Regions from separate parts of the Homo sapiens genome. Here region 2 is linked to region 1. A link is a loop called in an ENCODE intact Hi-C map of the cell type or tissue named here. Cell type or tissue: ovary. All regions are shown on one strand. Links, peaks and the distances in the headings refer to the core of each region. The heading gives the core; the rest is flanking DNA.

The links. Hi-C counts contacts between places; a loop is a spot of excess contacts. Peaks named below come from ENCODE experiments on the same cell type or tissue, not always from the same donor. Only the 100,000 strongest peaks of a DNase experiment are listed, where the experiment ranks them.
Region 2: it touches region 1 in a loop (2.1-fold over the local background); 54 of 110 quality-filtered maps call a loop at or near these places.

What each region holds. Positions count from the first base shown.
Region 1 is chrX:104,132,511-104,140,847 of GRCh38, forward strand. All of the region lies in intron 1 of SLC25A53 (solute carrier family 25 member 53), which reads right to left. Among named protein-coding and RNA genes, the nearest start is that of SLC25A53, 20 kb to the right of the region's middle. In ovary, for the core only: a CTCF peak has its summit at 4,096 (motif pointing left); a DNase peak (open chromatin) is centred at 4,071; H3K4me3 peaks cover 428 bases; H3K27ac peaks cover 498 bases.
Region 2 is chrX:103,841,536-103,849,872 of GRCh38, forward strand. No RefSeq gene overlaps it. Among named protein-coding and RNA genes, the nearest start is that of RAB9B, 13 kb to the left of the region's middle. In ovary, for the core only: a CTCF peak has its summit at 3,711 (motif pointing right); a DNase peak (open chromatin) is centred at 3,706; H3K27ac peaks cover 1,604 bases.

The DNA.
Region 1 (8,337 bases), core at 107-8,106:
TACACACACCACAGGTTACATCACAGTGACCAGACAGATTCTGGCTTCTAGTAAATGACCAAATAGCTCCTATCAAATCCATCCTCCTTCAGATGTAACAACTATACACCCTGGACAAAATTTTTTTTTAATTACCTGCAAGTATTGACAAGCAACCCAAGGCAGGCAGAAACTGGAGGAGAATCTACATTTAAAAGAAGAGATCAGAACTAAATGAGATTCCCATTTTTAAGACTTTGAACCACAGGGTAGGCCCCAATCAATTCCCTGATGGGTGAACCTTACTGACTTGAAGACAAGAGGACAGAGTTCAGAGTTTCCACAGCAGCTGAAAACTGTGGGGATAAAATCTTGGAATGGAGAGAGCCAGATAGGCAGAGCCCTGAATTCTGTGTATAAACTCTACCAAATCACTGGCTGACCTCTGAATTATGCATTCATGGGACAGTCTCCAAACAGTCTGTATAAGGCTAAAAGAACTGACTAGAGACTTCAGTTGCTGCCTGCCATGAGGGAGACAGAGCATGGAATTTGAGTTTAGTCAAGTTAAATGCTGCTGAAACAAAAATGTCAATACTTTTCAGAGGGATATAATGGAATCCAGATTCTCTAGAACATGTCCTCTGCAATAGCCAGGAGACAAGTCAAAATGACTGAACATTGTTTTGAGAAAAGTCAAAATGATTGAACACGTTTCCTATGGGAAACAGAAAAATGTAACCTATACCAAAGAAAAAAGGCAATCAATGAAGACTGACCCTGAGATGACTGACATGTTAGAATTAGCAGACAGGAATTTTTAACCAGCTATTATAATGATTCCCAAGGACACAGAGGAAAATATGCTCATAATGAATAGTTACCAGCTGTACTGCAACCATGTAAAGATGAGCACCCTATAGAGGTGGGTGGCTGGTTCACAGTCTAGAAGGTAGAAGAGACTGGGAGTGGCAAGCCTGGCCAGGACCTACAGCACCCACCGACACTGTCTTAGTTCAGATTCTTATTGTTTTTCATGTAGACCATTAAAACAGTCTCAAAAATTGCCTCCCTGCTTCTGGTTACTATTTACTATGACCCCCAGCACACACAGAAACCCTAAACACATCTGCATTGATTCCAGAATTACCTATTTGAACACAGATTTAATTAGGACTTTACTGATTCCAAGTAATAGAAACACCATTTGGGCCACAGAGTCAATTTACCCGAAGTTTCACATAATCATAAGTAGATGAGCCTCAAGGACAAGTACAATCAGAGACTCGAACATGAACAGGAATCTTTCAATTGCTCCTCCTGTAAGTTCACTTCATTCTCTGAAACAAGTTTCCTCCCCGTGGCTGTAAAAAGGGCCACCAGCAGCTTCTGGCCACACATCTCCTAGCTGTGCCACAAAACCAAGAGGCAATATTTTCCCTCAATTAAATTTTTAAAAATTGAAGAAAAACATTCTGATTGTCCTGACCTAGACCACATGCCACACCTCAACCAATCGAATCAACTGTGGCCAGGGAGACAGGTACTATGATTGGAAGCTCTCATGAGCACTGAATGGCTAGACAGGAGAGGAGCAGCACACCAGAGTCACAGAGGGGTTCATTTCCAAGGCAAAGGAAGGATTCTGGGAAAAGAAACTGTCAAATGATAAAGGTCTAACAGGTTTCCTGTGGTTGCCACTTCAATGTGTGGCAATATCATCCTCCACGCAAATGTCAGTGTCCTGGGATTTCTCTTACAGCAGAGACTTCTGTTGTTCCCCAACATCTGTTCTCCCCTTCCCCCTACCCAGTATTTTACTGCTTGAAACATAAATGCAATGACCAGAGGACAAGTGTCACACGGTGGAGACGATAGGACAGAAAGTCCATAAGTTATTTTGGATGGCTAATAACTCACAGCTGAACCTGATGCTAACTGACAACCCCCTCACTCCCCACATCTAATCAAGGCAAAACAACACTGAAGTTAAGAGTGTGGGTTAGAGCCAAACCACCTGAGTTTGAATCTAGGCTCTGCCACTTACTAGTTCTGTTCAGCATATTACTTTATCTCTCTGTTCCTGTTTCCTTAGGCATAAAATGATGTTAATGTACCTCATAGGTGGGTTGTGAGAATTAAGATCATTCACGTAAGCACTTAGAACAGTGCTCAATGAGTGTTAACTACCATTTTCAAGGCGTCTCAATTTTACCTACTAAAGATCTTGGAAGACTGTGCCTTCTTTCACAGCCCAAAAGCCACTTTCCATCACTTCAATGAGTCACTGCCTCCTCCACAGCGTCCTCCACATTGCCTCAGCCTGACCTTTCTGAAACACCTTGATCTGACCATGTTACTCCTATTGGAAACCCTTCAATGATTCTTCCTTTCCTACAAAATAAAGCCTTAACTCCTTAGCCTGGTGACCAAGGTTCCTTGCATAAGAGCCCGAATGGACTTTCTGGGCTCATCTCCTGCCACTCCTCCATGATGCCCCAAAGCCCAGCCACACTGAATTACTCTCTACCTTCAACTTCCTACCTGCCTCTAAAGTACTAACCACTCCCGTGTTCCCTCCCTCCTGAACTCTTTCCTCCCTTGGCTGCTGTGGCACCACACCCTCCTGGTTTGCTTCCAATCTCCCTGGCTATTCTTTTTCCATCTTTCTCATGGGTTTCTCATTCTTCAGCCCATCTGTGTCAAGGTTCCCAGGTTCCATCCTTAGCCCACTTCCTGTTTCACTGCATGTCCTGCCCCTGAGTGATGGCATCCCCTGGCAAGCTTCTAAGCTCCACCGACAGCTTCATGATCCCCAGATTTTCACTCCTAACCTCTTTCCTGAGTTTTGGTTTCACACATCCTGATATATCACACCCCCTGAATAGACACCTCAACCTCAGCATGTCCAAAACCGAACTCGTGTTTCCCACCCCAAACCCACTTCCCCTCTTTACTCTGAACCTGTTGCTGGCACCACCATCACCCAAGCCTGGAATTCTTCGATCTCCACATCTAAGAAACGACCAAATCCTAATTCATGTCCTCAATAACTCTCCAACCTGTCTTCTCTCCATACTCACTGCCATTGCCCTCGTTCTGGCCTAAATCCCCTCTAGCACAGACTCTGCCACAGTCACCTCCCTGCCTGCCTCCACTCACTGCTCCAATCCAATGGGCAACCTGTTACCCACCTCCAGCGAAAAACTCATCATGTCACTGCCCTGCTTGAAACTCTTCACTAGTTCCCACTGCTCAATCAGACACAATTATTCTGTGCCTCACAGTAGTTAAATATCTACTATGTACTGGAGCCTATGCTAAGTATGAGGAATGCTTGAAATGGCTGCTGCCTTTTAAGGAATTTACCATCTATCTGAGAAGACAGACATATAAATAACCACTAATAACATGATGCAATAAGTCCTGTGATAGACACACCCACAGAGTATTACAGGAGCACAAGACTTAGGGGTAGGAACCACATCTTCCTAATCTTTGTATCTCCAATATCTGATACCAACTTTGATTAACTAGAGAATTTTATTTGAATACTGAAAAGATGCCCTTCTCTGAGCCTCAGCTTCCCACTATATAAAATGGCTCACAACTCACATATCAAAATATATAATTATGTATTTATGTTACATATAACACACACATTATATATGTATACAATATGCATACACATTATATATGTATATAATATGCATACATATTATATATGTATATATGTCTGACATAGTGCCGGAAGTCTCAAAAGATGTCAGTTTTGCTTCTCCCCTCACCCCTTTAACTCCATCATGGGAGGCATAGCAGAGGAAACGGCAGGTCAGTGATGTAAGAATTAGAAGCCCAACAACTGAAGAACTGGAAACAGCATCATTTCTGTCCTCTGTCTGGTAATGACAGAATGGCTGGAGCACTAGGCAGCTCCAAAACAGCCTTGGGCAGGAACGGCAGTGCTCCAAGACCATCAGAACAAAGGGAAAGAAATCACAGCTTGAACTTTCGTGGACAGGAGAAAAAATCTGACGTGGACAGGAACATGGACTCCTGGCTGGAAGAGGGCTGCTCCTTTCCTCCGCTACTTGAATCCTTCTGCAATATCGCCACCTGGTGGCTATCTAGCATCCCTTTACTTAATTCCCCAGTGCAGTTTGCTCTGACAGCCCACTGCACTGTGAAAATTCTAGAAGGGAACAGCCTCGCTCAGTGAACTGTTTCGGAACTGCTCAAAGTTAATCATATCCTTCTCCATGTCCTGCAAAGTGTCTTGTACTCAAGCTCTATTATAGCACCTCTCATTGTATTATAAATGTTTACCTGTACGCATTCATTCATGCACCCAACAAATTTGTAAGTGTCGTACCTAGAACAGACAGGCAGAGGAGAAACAATGATGAACAAAACCAGTTGACCATGTAAAGAATTAAACATGTACACAGAGAATTAAAATAGCCATATTTCCAACCACTATAAAATAATTATTATAATATTTAATATTTGTTGAGCACTGAATACTGTATCTGTATTATCCCATTTAATGCTCACAACTCAGTGAGGTAGATAATATGATTATCCTCGTGTTACAGATGAAGCAAAAGAGGAACAGAAAGGTTGGGTAAATTGTCCATAGTCACACAGCCAGGAAATGCTAGAGCTCAGATTCAAGCCTGCCCTGGGTCCAGAACTCATGCAATAGTTAAAAACAAGCAAACAAACAAACAAACTACTGTAACCCCCGCCTCAATGCATGTTTGATGATTCAATAAATAAAAACCTTGTACCTCCCAAATTCAAGGAGATAAAAGTTCAGGTAGTAGAATCTCCTAGTAGGAGGTTTAGCTGATCAGGAACTTGACTCCATCCCTCTGAATCTCACCTAACCCCTGGAGATACGCTCTGCTTGATCCCTGCCTCTACTGTAGCCCTGCACCCCCCAAGCCCCAAAGTGAGTGCTCCTCCTTTCATGTGTGAACAAACATAAACCTGAAAAAGCCAATCCTTCAAGATGGATCTTGAGCAGCTCACTGGGCCTAAATGTAAAATAAAGCCAACGAGCCATTTGCCGACTAGGGGTCACACACATACTCTGAGTTCCCTGAAAACCTGCACTCTTTTATCTTTCAGACTTTCAGTGCTTCCCTGAACCAACCAATCAGAGCTCATCTTCCTCAGCCAATCAGAGCTCAGCTGTGTTGACCAATCAGGGCTATGCTATATGGACCAACCAGAACTCAGCTGCATTGACCAATCAGAACTAACCATGCTTCAATCCTTCGTTATAAATGTACTTTTGTTTTACACTGGAGGCTGTGACTCCTGGGTTTGCAACTGTTCACTGGAAGTCTCTTTCTTCCAGTCTCCTTTTCAGAGACCTTTTGTTCACAGATGTTCTGTCTCAAATATAGACCAAAAAAAACAAAACACTCCATATGATTCTTCCTAACATGATGGAGACAAGTTGGCATTTTCAAGATGCTACCAAATTCTAAAAGTGAACAGAACAGAAATAAATTTCAGAACGCATTCAAAAAGTTTCTATTTTGACCACACTCACACGGTTTTTAGGCTTTGTGCATTTGATATTTGGATTTATGGCTAGACTCAGAGATTTAACATGTGGCTGCCCACCAGCCAGCATAGTGGTTCACGCCTGTAATCCCAGCACTTTGGGAGGCTGAGGCAGGAAGATTGCTTGAGGCCAGGAGTTTGAGACCAGCCTGAGTAACAGGGAGACGGCGTCTCTACAAAAAAAAAACAAAATTTAGCCAGGCATGGTGACGTGCCCGTACTTCCAGTTACTGGGGAGGCTGAGATGTTAGGATCACTTAAGCCCAGGAGGCAGAGGTTGTGAAAAAGGAAAAGTTCTCTCGTACCCCTTGCAGGGTGTGCAATGGGGGGTGTAGCTCACTTCTTCAGTGCCCCACTGCTCAAACCTCTATGGGAGCATACAGATGGGCTGGGAGCCCCACGGCAGTGTCTAGGGGTGAATGTTTACAGCTGAAGCCCCAGTGGGCGTGTGTTACAGGGTGTTCTTTTAGTTTAGCTGCCTGTAGGCAGCTTGTGTTAGCTCAATTCGACCCCTGCCTTATTGCAAGGACAGAGAGCTTTCTGTATCCTGGAGTTCTTGCCTTGGTGTACTGGAGGAATCAGATCACACGTGGGCTTGGAGAATGAGTTCAAGATTTTATTAAGTGGAAGTAGCTCTCAGTAGACGGGGGAACCAGAAGGGAGATGGTTTTCCTCTGGAGTCAGGCTGCTTGCGGCCCAGGTTTTTTCTGACTGCCCTAGCCAAACTCCGTGTCGTTCTGCCGCTCAATGGCCTGCCGGCGTGCTGGTAACTGTCGATGCGTTCCTCTCCACATCCAGCCACCTGTGTGTTCCTCCACTGATGTGCTCCTCTCAATGCCCAGCCACATGTGTGTCTGCCTGCTAGCGTCTCGGGGTTTTTATAGGCACAGGATGGTGGTATGGCAGGCCAGGGTGGTCTTGGGAAATGCAACATTTGGGCAGGAAAACAAAAATGCCTGTCCTCACCCAGGTCCATGGGCATAGGCCCGGGGGTAGAGGCCTAGCCAGGGACCACACTCTTCCCTCCTTCCATATCATTTAAAGGGATCATGCTCTTCCCTTCCCAGTACTTCCCTTTCCCCTTCCCTATCAGTTGCAGTGAGCTGAAATGGTACCACTGCACTCCAGCCTGGCTGACAGAGTAAGACCCTGTCTCAAAAATAAAAATTGGCTAGGCGCAGTGGCTCACGCCTGTAATCCCAGCACTCTGGGAGACTGAGCCCAGTGAATCACTTGAGGCCAGGAGTTCAACACCAGCCTGTCCAACATGGTGAAACCCTGTCTCTACTAAAACTACAAAATTAGCTGGGCGTGGTGGCACATGCCTGTAATCCCAGCTACTTGCGAGGCTGAGGTAGGAGAATTGCTAGAACCTGGGAGGTGGAGGTTGCAGTGAGCCAAGATTGCACCACTGCACTCCAGCCTAGACAACAGAGTGAGAAACTCCATCTCAAAAAAATAAAGATAGGCTGGGTGCAGTGGCTCATGCCTGTAATCCCAGCACTTTGAGAGGCCAAGGCGGGCAGATCACAAGGTCAAGAGATCGAGACCATCCTGGCCAACATGGCAAAACCCCATCTCTACTAAAAATACAAAAATTAGCTGGGTGTGGTGGTGTGTGCCTGTACTCCCAGCTACTAGGGAGACTGAGGCAGGAGAACTGCTTGAACCCAGGAGGCGGAGGTTGCAGTGAGCCGAGATTGTGCCACTGCACTCCAGCCTGGCGACAGAGCAAGACTCTGTCTCAATAAATAAATAAATACATAAATAAACAGATAAATAAAATAAAAATAAATAAAATAAAATGTGGCTTTTAGTAAACACTCTATGCAAGACATTGTGCTTTGCACTATTGATGCATTCTCTCATTTAAACTTCTCACCAAACCTGTGAAGCAGGTAGATATTCCCATTTTACAAATATAATAGGACCAAAGAGATAAAGTAAGTTTCCCAGGGTCACACAGCCAATAAGCAGAAGATCTGGCATTTGAACTTAAGTTGTCTGACATCAGGTCTTGAATTTTTTATGACTATGATATACAGCCTCCCCTCCTTATTTATTTATTTATTTTGAGACAGAGTCTCACTCTGTTCCCCAGGCTGGAGTGTAGTAGTGGGATCAAGGCTCAGTGCCACCTGGACCTCCCAAGCTCAAGAAGCAATCTTCCCACCTCAGCCTCCCAAGCAGCTGGGACTACAGGCATGTGCCACCACACCCTGATAATTTTTGTCTTTTTTGTAGAGACAGGATTCCGTGTGTGTGTGTGTGTGTGTGTGTGTGTATCACAGCATAGTTTCTGGCTTTCTCCCAGGGATAAGCCTGGCTTTTATTCTTGCATTGGTTCAGTGAGGGGATTTAATTACATATAATCTCCATGGCTTGTGTTAAATTGAACTACTTCTTACCACCTATTTTCTTCAACTAATCACCTCTTGCTCACTCTGTAGAACTAGGTTAAAACTCATAGCTCCTGCAAGAAGCCTTCCCTGGTCTCTCCAATTACCCCCTTTAACATTGGTCTCTCCCAAATTCATTCTAAAGGAGAGGTCCAAGTCTAACAAATTTTCTGGGGAATACCATAAACAGTAGAGGAAATTGGAAGTCCATCTCTGGGGAAAAAAATGAGCTCAAACGTATCTCCAGATGTTTTCATATGTCTATGAGCACAGAAACAGTCTGGCAGGGACAAAAATGACATGGTCTCACTGGCTGCCCATAGTTCTCACCCACTGGCCTGCTTGTGAACACAGCCCAGCCTCCACCCAGGACAGTCTTTTA
Region 2 (8,337 bases), core at 266-8,265, 290 kb before region 1:
AATTGACAAGCTGATGCTAAAATTTATATGGAAATACAAGGGACCAAATTAGTTAAATCACTCTTAAGAAAGAAAAACAAAATTGTAGGACTCATACTTCTTGATTTCAAGGCATACTACAAAGCTACAGTAATCAAGATAGCATGGTACTGACATAACAACAGACATATAGACCAAATGAAGTAGAATTGAGAGTTCATACATAAATCATAAGCTTTATGGTCAATTAATAATATTTTTGATACAGAAAACTTAAAAACACCAGGCATGAGGGCTTCCTTTAATATATTTTGGCAGTCCAGATTAACAGAATCTATCGAGAGAGAACATGGAAGACATAGGAACTTCTGATGGTAAGCTCAGTCATCTAAGCAAAGAGTATTCCTTCCTCGACCTTCCCCACTCCTAAGGAGATTCAGCATTGCTCTATTTAGCCAAGGTCTTTTAAGGCCTGTGGCAGAGGTTTTTGGACTAGGGTCTATGAATAGGATCAAGTGGTTCATAAAACCTCTAAAATTCTAAATAATAATTTATGAATGTGTGGATCTCTACATTTTTCTAGGGAAAAATTCTACAGCTTTCATCAGATTCTCAAAGGGGTTCATGACCAGAAAAGGTTAAGAATCACTCACTGAAGGGTCCTTCTCTGGGATTTAGGCCAGCCAGCAGTCCTGAACTGCCCTAATTGAAATGTAACTGGATAACTTAGTTGAGGCAACTATTTCTTTAGAACTTTTCTTGGTGCTATGAACAGACCGGCTTGAGACTGGCTTTGGGGCACCTTTTTAGTATTATATAATGTACCTAAATCCTACCTAGTCTTGCTCTGCTGCCATGACTTACGCGGACCTGATATTGCCCATTACTATGATGGTCGTTTCCTGCCTCATCCTGGATCCTGACTAGATCTGTGGTAGTATCACTATTATGTTGATGTCACTAGCACAACCTTTTTCTGACTATTCTGTCAGGACACTTCAGTCATCCTAGATTGATGAATTAGGAGAATTATTATGTCATTGACAAAAAAATTTATAAAGCAGGAGTGGAGGGAGAACTGCTTCAAAAGAAGTTGCTGAGTTTCTTTGTAGACATATTAAATGACGGTGGGACATATGAGTAGAAACCACCAGCAGATGCTGCGTCATTTTTGTCTACTGCCTGGCCCCTGTGAGAACCTGAGTTTGTGAGCACTGGCTATAACTGAATCCTTGGGAAAACCCCAGTTAGGGGACTGGAGGAGAAAGAGGATTGCTTAACAAGATCAAGAAGAAACAGTTATACAGGTGAGATCCTAAAGAAGGAGACACTGCAATAAATCTTGGATAAGGGTTCTAGAAGTAATGGGATAAGAGCATGAGTGAAACAATTAGTTTTGGATAAGAGGAAGAAAGTTTCCAGTATCTAATTAGAGACAGAGACTCTTGGAGTTCCAAAGATGCCTAGCCCATCACTGTCATTTTCCAGGCTTGTGGTATATTAAAAGAAAATAATAAAGACATGTCAAAACAGGATCTAAACATTGTGAGATGTTTAAAATGTTTATACTTAACATACTGACACTTCTATCACCACCAAAATTTCCACATAATGTAATATAATATATTTACAAAACAAAAAATTTAAAATGTAACCAGTAATATTCTTTATTGTCTATGGTTTAGTAATAAGACACAAGTTTAAAGTTGTCTAATAAATTTCATTTTCTTTAATCTTGTCAGTTTATGTCAGGAATTAGGACTAGACTTTCTGAATGTACAATCTTTCTGAAAAAACATTAAAAGTCTAAATAGAGGCCTTCAAGAATATGAGACTGGTCAAAATGGTTTTTCCTTTTTTAGAGATGTGAGACTTCTGAAACAGTAGGAATAAAAGGAGGGAATGAGTATGCTAGTCTTTTTTCAGATATATGATTTATGAACACAGTATATAGTTTTTTTTTTTGTTGTTGTTTTTTTTTTTTTTTTTTTTTTGAGACGGAGTTTTGCTCTATCACCAGGCTGGAGTGCAGTGGCGTGATCTCAGCTCACTGCAACCTCTGCCTCCCAGGTTTAAGCGATTGGCCTGCCTACTATTCTGGAGTGGCTGTGACCACAGGTGCGCGCCACCACACCCGGTTAATTTTTGTATTTTTAGTAGAGACAGGGTTTCACAGTGTTGGCCAGGATAGTCTCAATCGCCTGACCTTGTGATCCGTCCGCCTCGGCCTCCCAAAGTGCTGGGATTACAGGTGTGAGCCGCCACACCCGGCCAGTATATAGATTTTTAGATCTTAAAGGAACCTTAAAACCTGATAATCAAAGCTAAATCTGGTAATTCAGATTCTCATTTTATCACAGGCAGAGAACTTCTACAAATTTATGTTACTAGCCTAGACTCAAGATGAGAAATCAAGTCCTCTTCAGAGTTCTCCAAATTTGCCTGATCATATGAATCACCTGGGGGCCTTGTGAAATACGGATAAAACAAATTCTATCCACCTGACCTACTAAATCATAATCTTGATGTGTGGTGCCTGGGAATTTGTATTTTAACAAGGCCCCACAGCAACGTGAGTGTATTATGATCAGGTAGTTTTGGGGGACATTGCATCTGGTTTGCAACTCACTCATCTTTCCATCTTGACACTTGCCCTTCACAATTGCCACAATTTATGGCATTTTAAAGACTAAAATGTTCACATTTTATAAAATTAATTAGGCAGAAGGTTTTGAGTAGTGAATGAAGGCAAAGTTGTGGACTTAGCCTTAATCATCCAATTTACCCTCATTTATGTTCAAGTTGAAGCACTTCGACTTTCAGTCTGTGTTAAATTATTCTGAGGCTGATTTTCATAAGGGTTCTTTTTAGCATGGCATTTGGTTTCTTGAAATCTGAGGACCTCTCAGCTGCAGTTAACCCAGTGTATACTCAAGAATCTCTTCTTGGAGAATGTAAACATTCCATTATCCAGTCACCTTTGATAAAAGACCACTTTCACCAAAAAAGAGCCTCATAACTCACATTTTATAGATGATGAAATGGGCACTCAGAGAAGCTAACTGATTCACCCAAGGTCATATAGCTGTACTGTGGCAGGGCCAAAGCACAAACCTGTTCATCTATCTTGTGTTGACTGAGCATCTGCTTCCCCTGGGAAATACACTCACTGATGGGGATACAAAGGTGAAGAAGACTTGGTCCCTACCCCAAAAGAAGCCCAGGTCTTCAGATTGCAGAATAAGTCAGACAGCCTGAAGATGCTGGGCCACCACTAATGTCACTTCAACTTCATCAGAGCAAGTAGCTTCTAATTTTGACTCCCATATTTATTAAAACAGTCCTTGGGACTGTTTCAGAAGAAAGAGATGTTGGAAACTGTTATCCTAGAGACTTGCTTTGCTTGGTCTCATGACCCTTACATTGTTTAAATTGTCAGTTAAAAATTGGGAAAGCTCATTTTTTGAAAATGTAGACTTCTGAATTATCTTGAAAAAAGAAAACAAAAACAAAAACAAAACACCTCAAGATCTCTTCTTACTGGACCAGTGTTCCCTTGCTGTGATAATCCTTTGGAGGTAAGGCGCTATTGCCTACTTTATTTGGGCTGGTGCTAGCCAATTCAACATAGTTCCTAACCAGCACCTTTTACTCACTCCTACTGCTTACCCTATTCCCAAAGTGTTTAAGTTTGCTAAGCCTGGCCACTAACTTCTGGGGCGACAGTTATTGTCTGAACCATGCTTGACGGCAGGTGGCAGCAGTAAGCTGTTTTATTACCATTTCTCCTCCAAGTTGGAAGGATGTACTGCAGCCGCAATCAGCTTCAGGGATTTTTTCTTTCATTCCTCTGAAAACAAAACAAAACGAAAAACCCAAGGTCATCAGGTTTTAGTTGAGTAATATTTTGACAATGTAAGTTATGAAAAAGAGATTTAGTGTTAGTAATGAGAAAAAGCCAATTGTGTGCAATAGGAATCTACCAGGAAAAAAAGCTGGCTGGCTACCAGGAAGAAAAGTCCTGAACCTGAGAGATAGGGCAAGCTGGCTTGCAGCCACTAGTTGGGGAATCTTTTTTTCACACCACATAATAAAAATTAACTCAGATGAGTCATAGACCTAAATGTAAGAGCTGAAACTTTAAAACCCTTAGAAAAAAAAAACCCATAGGAGTAAATGTTTGTGATCTTGGATTAAGAAATAGTTTTTTAGACATAACACAAAAAAGCACAAGCAACAAAAGAAAAAACAGAAAAATGAGACATCAAAATATAAGGCTTTTGTGTTTCAAGGTACATCATCAAGAAAAGAGACAGTCTCCAGAATAGGAGAAAATGTTTGTGAATCATTGATCTCATAAAGGACTTGTATACAAAATATATAAATAATTCTTGTAACTGAACAATAAAAAGAAGACTGACCCAATTAAAAATTGTTAAAAGATCTGAATAGACATTTCTCCAAAGTATACAAAAGCTAATAAGCATATAAAAAGATGTTCAACATCATTAGTCAACAGAGAAATGTAAATCAAACAATAATGAGATACCACCTCACTCCTCATGGTTAAGGATGGCTATTTAGGATGGCTAAGATACAGACAATAACAAGTGCTGACACCGATGTGAAGAAATGAGAACCTTCATAACTGCTGATGGAATTGTAAATGGAGCAACTGTTTTGGAAAACAGTTTGGCAATTTCTCAAAATGTGACCCAGCAATTCCGTTCCTTGTTACACAGCCAAGAGAAATGAAAACCTGTACACACAAAAGAGTTGTACATGGAGATAAATAGCGGCAATACCCAAAAGATGAAAACAACATGTCTATCAATTGGTGAATGGATAAACAAAATGTGGTAAGCAGTGCCCCCTTATCTGTGGTCTTGCTTTCTGTGGCTGCAGTTATCTGTGATAAACTTCAGTCTGAAAATATTAAATGGAAAATTCTAGAAATAAGCAATTCATATGCTTTAAATTGCATACCATTCTGAGTGTGATGAAATCTGGCATCATCCCACTCTGTCCTGCCTGGGACATGAATGATTCCTTTGTCTAGCATCTCCACACTATATGTTACCTGCCTGCTAGTCACTTAGTCATCTCAGGCATCACAGTGCTTATGTTCAAGTCATCCTTATTTTACTTAATAAAGGCTCCAAAATGCAAGAGTAGTGATGCTGATTCAGATATGCTAAAGAGAAGCCATCAAGTGCCTCTTTTCACTTAAAAGGTAAAAGTTCTTGACTTAATACAGAAAGAAAAAAAATTGTATGCTGAGATTGCTAAGATCTACGGTAGGAATGAATCTTCTATCTGTGAAATTGTGAAGAAGGAAAAATAAATTTGTGCTAGTTTTCCTGTCACACCTCAAACTGCAAAAGTTATGGCCACAGTGCCTGTTAAGTGCTTAGCTAAGGTGGAAAAGTCATTAAATTTGTAGGTGGAAGACATCAATAGAAACATGTTCTGACTGATGGCAGTTGAGTTCAGTACTGTTGAGGTTTCAGGCATCCACTGGGAGGCTTGGAACATATCCCCTCCAGATAAGTGAAGTCTATCTACTGTGTATCCATACAACAGAATATTATTCAGCCAGAAGAAGAATGAAATACTGATACATGCTACAACATGGATCAACTTTGAAAACACTAAGCTAAGTAAAAGAAGCCAGTCACGAAATAATTCTATTTATGTGAAATGTCCAAAATAGGTAATTATATGGAGACAAAAACTAGATTGGTGGTTGCCAGGGGCTGCAAGAAGAAATTGGAGTGACATGATCCTAATGGATATGTTTTTTTTTTTTTTTTCCCCAGAGGAGTTGCGAAAATATTCTGGGGAATAATAGTTGCGAAATACAGTTTTTTGACACTGAGGAAATATGGTTCAGTGTGGGTGATTTTTAGGTGAATGGATGTGGGTTAAAGCAGCTGTGACTATGGCTCAGACCCCCTTCTCTGGCTTTTGGAGGGTCTTTCTTATAGCCTGGCTTTCTGTTGGGTTCCACCTTTGAGAAGTCCTGGCAGGAGATCTGTGAGAGGAAGGCGAATGAGGTCAGGGTGTTTATTCACTCAGCTCACTCTCTGCAGCGTCTCTGTGGGATGGCTAAATTCACAATACTTAATAGATGACTCTCTCAATATCTCCACCTCCCATCAACTAACTTTGCCCACTTCCTCTTCTCCCTCCTACAGGACTGGGAGTAGTAATAACCTCACCATTATTCATCTGGGGTCCTCTGCTATCCCTTGTGATTTTCCTATACCCTACCCACATCTTTCATAATAGTCCTTTTATTACTTTTATTAAATTTTCCTAAATTGTCTCATACAAATGTGCCATCTGTTTTTTGCAATCACCCTGACTAATACACTCATTAGCCTTCACATCCTTAATTCTCACCACAACCTTATGAGGTAGATATTACTATTAACCCTATCTTACAGATTTGCAAATATGAGGCTAAGAGAGTTTAAGTAACATGCCCAAGAACCTTCTGACTCTAGAGCTTTGGCTTCAATACACTATATGGATTTGTTTCCTTTTTTTTTTTTTCCCCACTCTGGTGGTATCCCTGCATCCAGATCCAAGCAATCTGATACACTCTGACCAGTTTATTCTTCCCAAAATATTCATCCAAGGCCCTCTAGGATCTGGCTCTTGTCTATTTTTTATCTTCCCCTGCTTCTTCACTGTACAAATATTCCAGTCAAGCTAAACTGAGCTATTCAATTTTTCCTAAACACACCTTATTAGTCCTAACTCATTCTTGTACTCATAAGGTGCCCCAACCCTGGGTTTCCCTCCTCACCCCAATCCCATATTCTTCTCTGCCGTTTTCAATTTTCCTTTTACTTTGAGGCCCAACTGAAATCCTCCTTCCTCCATAGAGTCTGGCTAATCCTAGTCTGCCACTTTCTAGTAAGTGACCTTCAGCAAGTCATCCTAACCTCTCGAGTCTCAGAGAGTTTGAGCGTTAAATTCATATCAATTATTGGTCCACTGATCTCAAAATACTAATATTTACTGTTCTCAAAATGGCCACCTAGCCTAAGGACTCTTCTCTTCAACAACTTGATCAAGTTTTCACAGTGTTGTCTTGTGTTAAATATCTGCCTTTTTTTTATGGTTGCATAGTATATGAACCCCTTTCCAATTTGGAGGACTTGTCCATTGCATTTTTTTTTTTTGAGACGGATTTTGCTCTTGTTGCCCAGGCTGGAGTACAATGGCATGATCTCGGCTCACTGCAACCTCCACCTCCTGGCTTCAAGCAATTCTCCTGCCTCACTCAGCCTTCCGAGTAGCTGGGATTACAGGCATGCGCCACCACGCCTGGTTAATTTTGTATTTTTAGTAGAGACAGGGTTTCTCCATGTTGGTCAGGTTGGTCTTAAATTCCCGGCCTCAGGTGATCCGCCCGCCTCAGCCTCCCAAAGTGCTGGAATTACAAGCGTGAGCCACCACACCCAGCCCATTGCATACATCTTGATGGAAGAAAAGGCCCTGCCTCTCATTACAGAGACCAAGAGGAGCCAAACATTCCTACTCCCTGCTCCCAGCTATAGGCACATGACCTAGGTTCCGCTACATGACTTAGATGTTTAGCTCCTTCCCATGACTTTGAATGTGGAGGAAGTGGATACAGGGGCAATTGGAAATTTCTCTCTAGCCATAGTTTCACCATCCTTCACAGGCTATAGCATGGTTTAGTATTAATAGTTGGAGAACTTCAGTGTGCAACTGAAACTCCTTGGCATGATGTACGTATGTGGGTGTGGGGGGGCGGGGGAGTGTTTTTGTTAAAATACAGCTTCCTCTGCCCTACATTGACCTGCTAAATCAGGATCCTTGGGAGAGGGACATAAAAATCTTTATTTTTCACAGACTCCTAAGGGCCTTGATGATGCTGATACCCACTAAAGTTTGAAAATCACAGCTCTAGGAGATCTGTAGATAATATGTATAATATGTTATTCGGGCCATACTCATTCTTTCTTTCTTTCCCCATAGCTGTCCAGTATCTCTCATTATTTGGTTCTACAGAAGACTAGATCTATTTTCTCTTCAGAGTCTTTTGCTTTATTTTGAATATTCTTTATATAACCACCACCCAACATACATTAAATACCCAGCCCCCACACACACATCCTGCTCTGACATGTTGAGAGATAAACAGGGCTTATATGCCATCAATCATTCCGCTTATTTCTCATTCTTCTAAGATCAGGAATTTGCTGAGTTTACATAAACCTCTTCCAAGTTCCCAGTCTTTTAAGAATTTAATTTACATTCTTGACACAGCATGGTTGGAAATGATGACAACTTTCAGTGCACTTTGCAAGACTTTTGTTA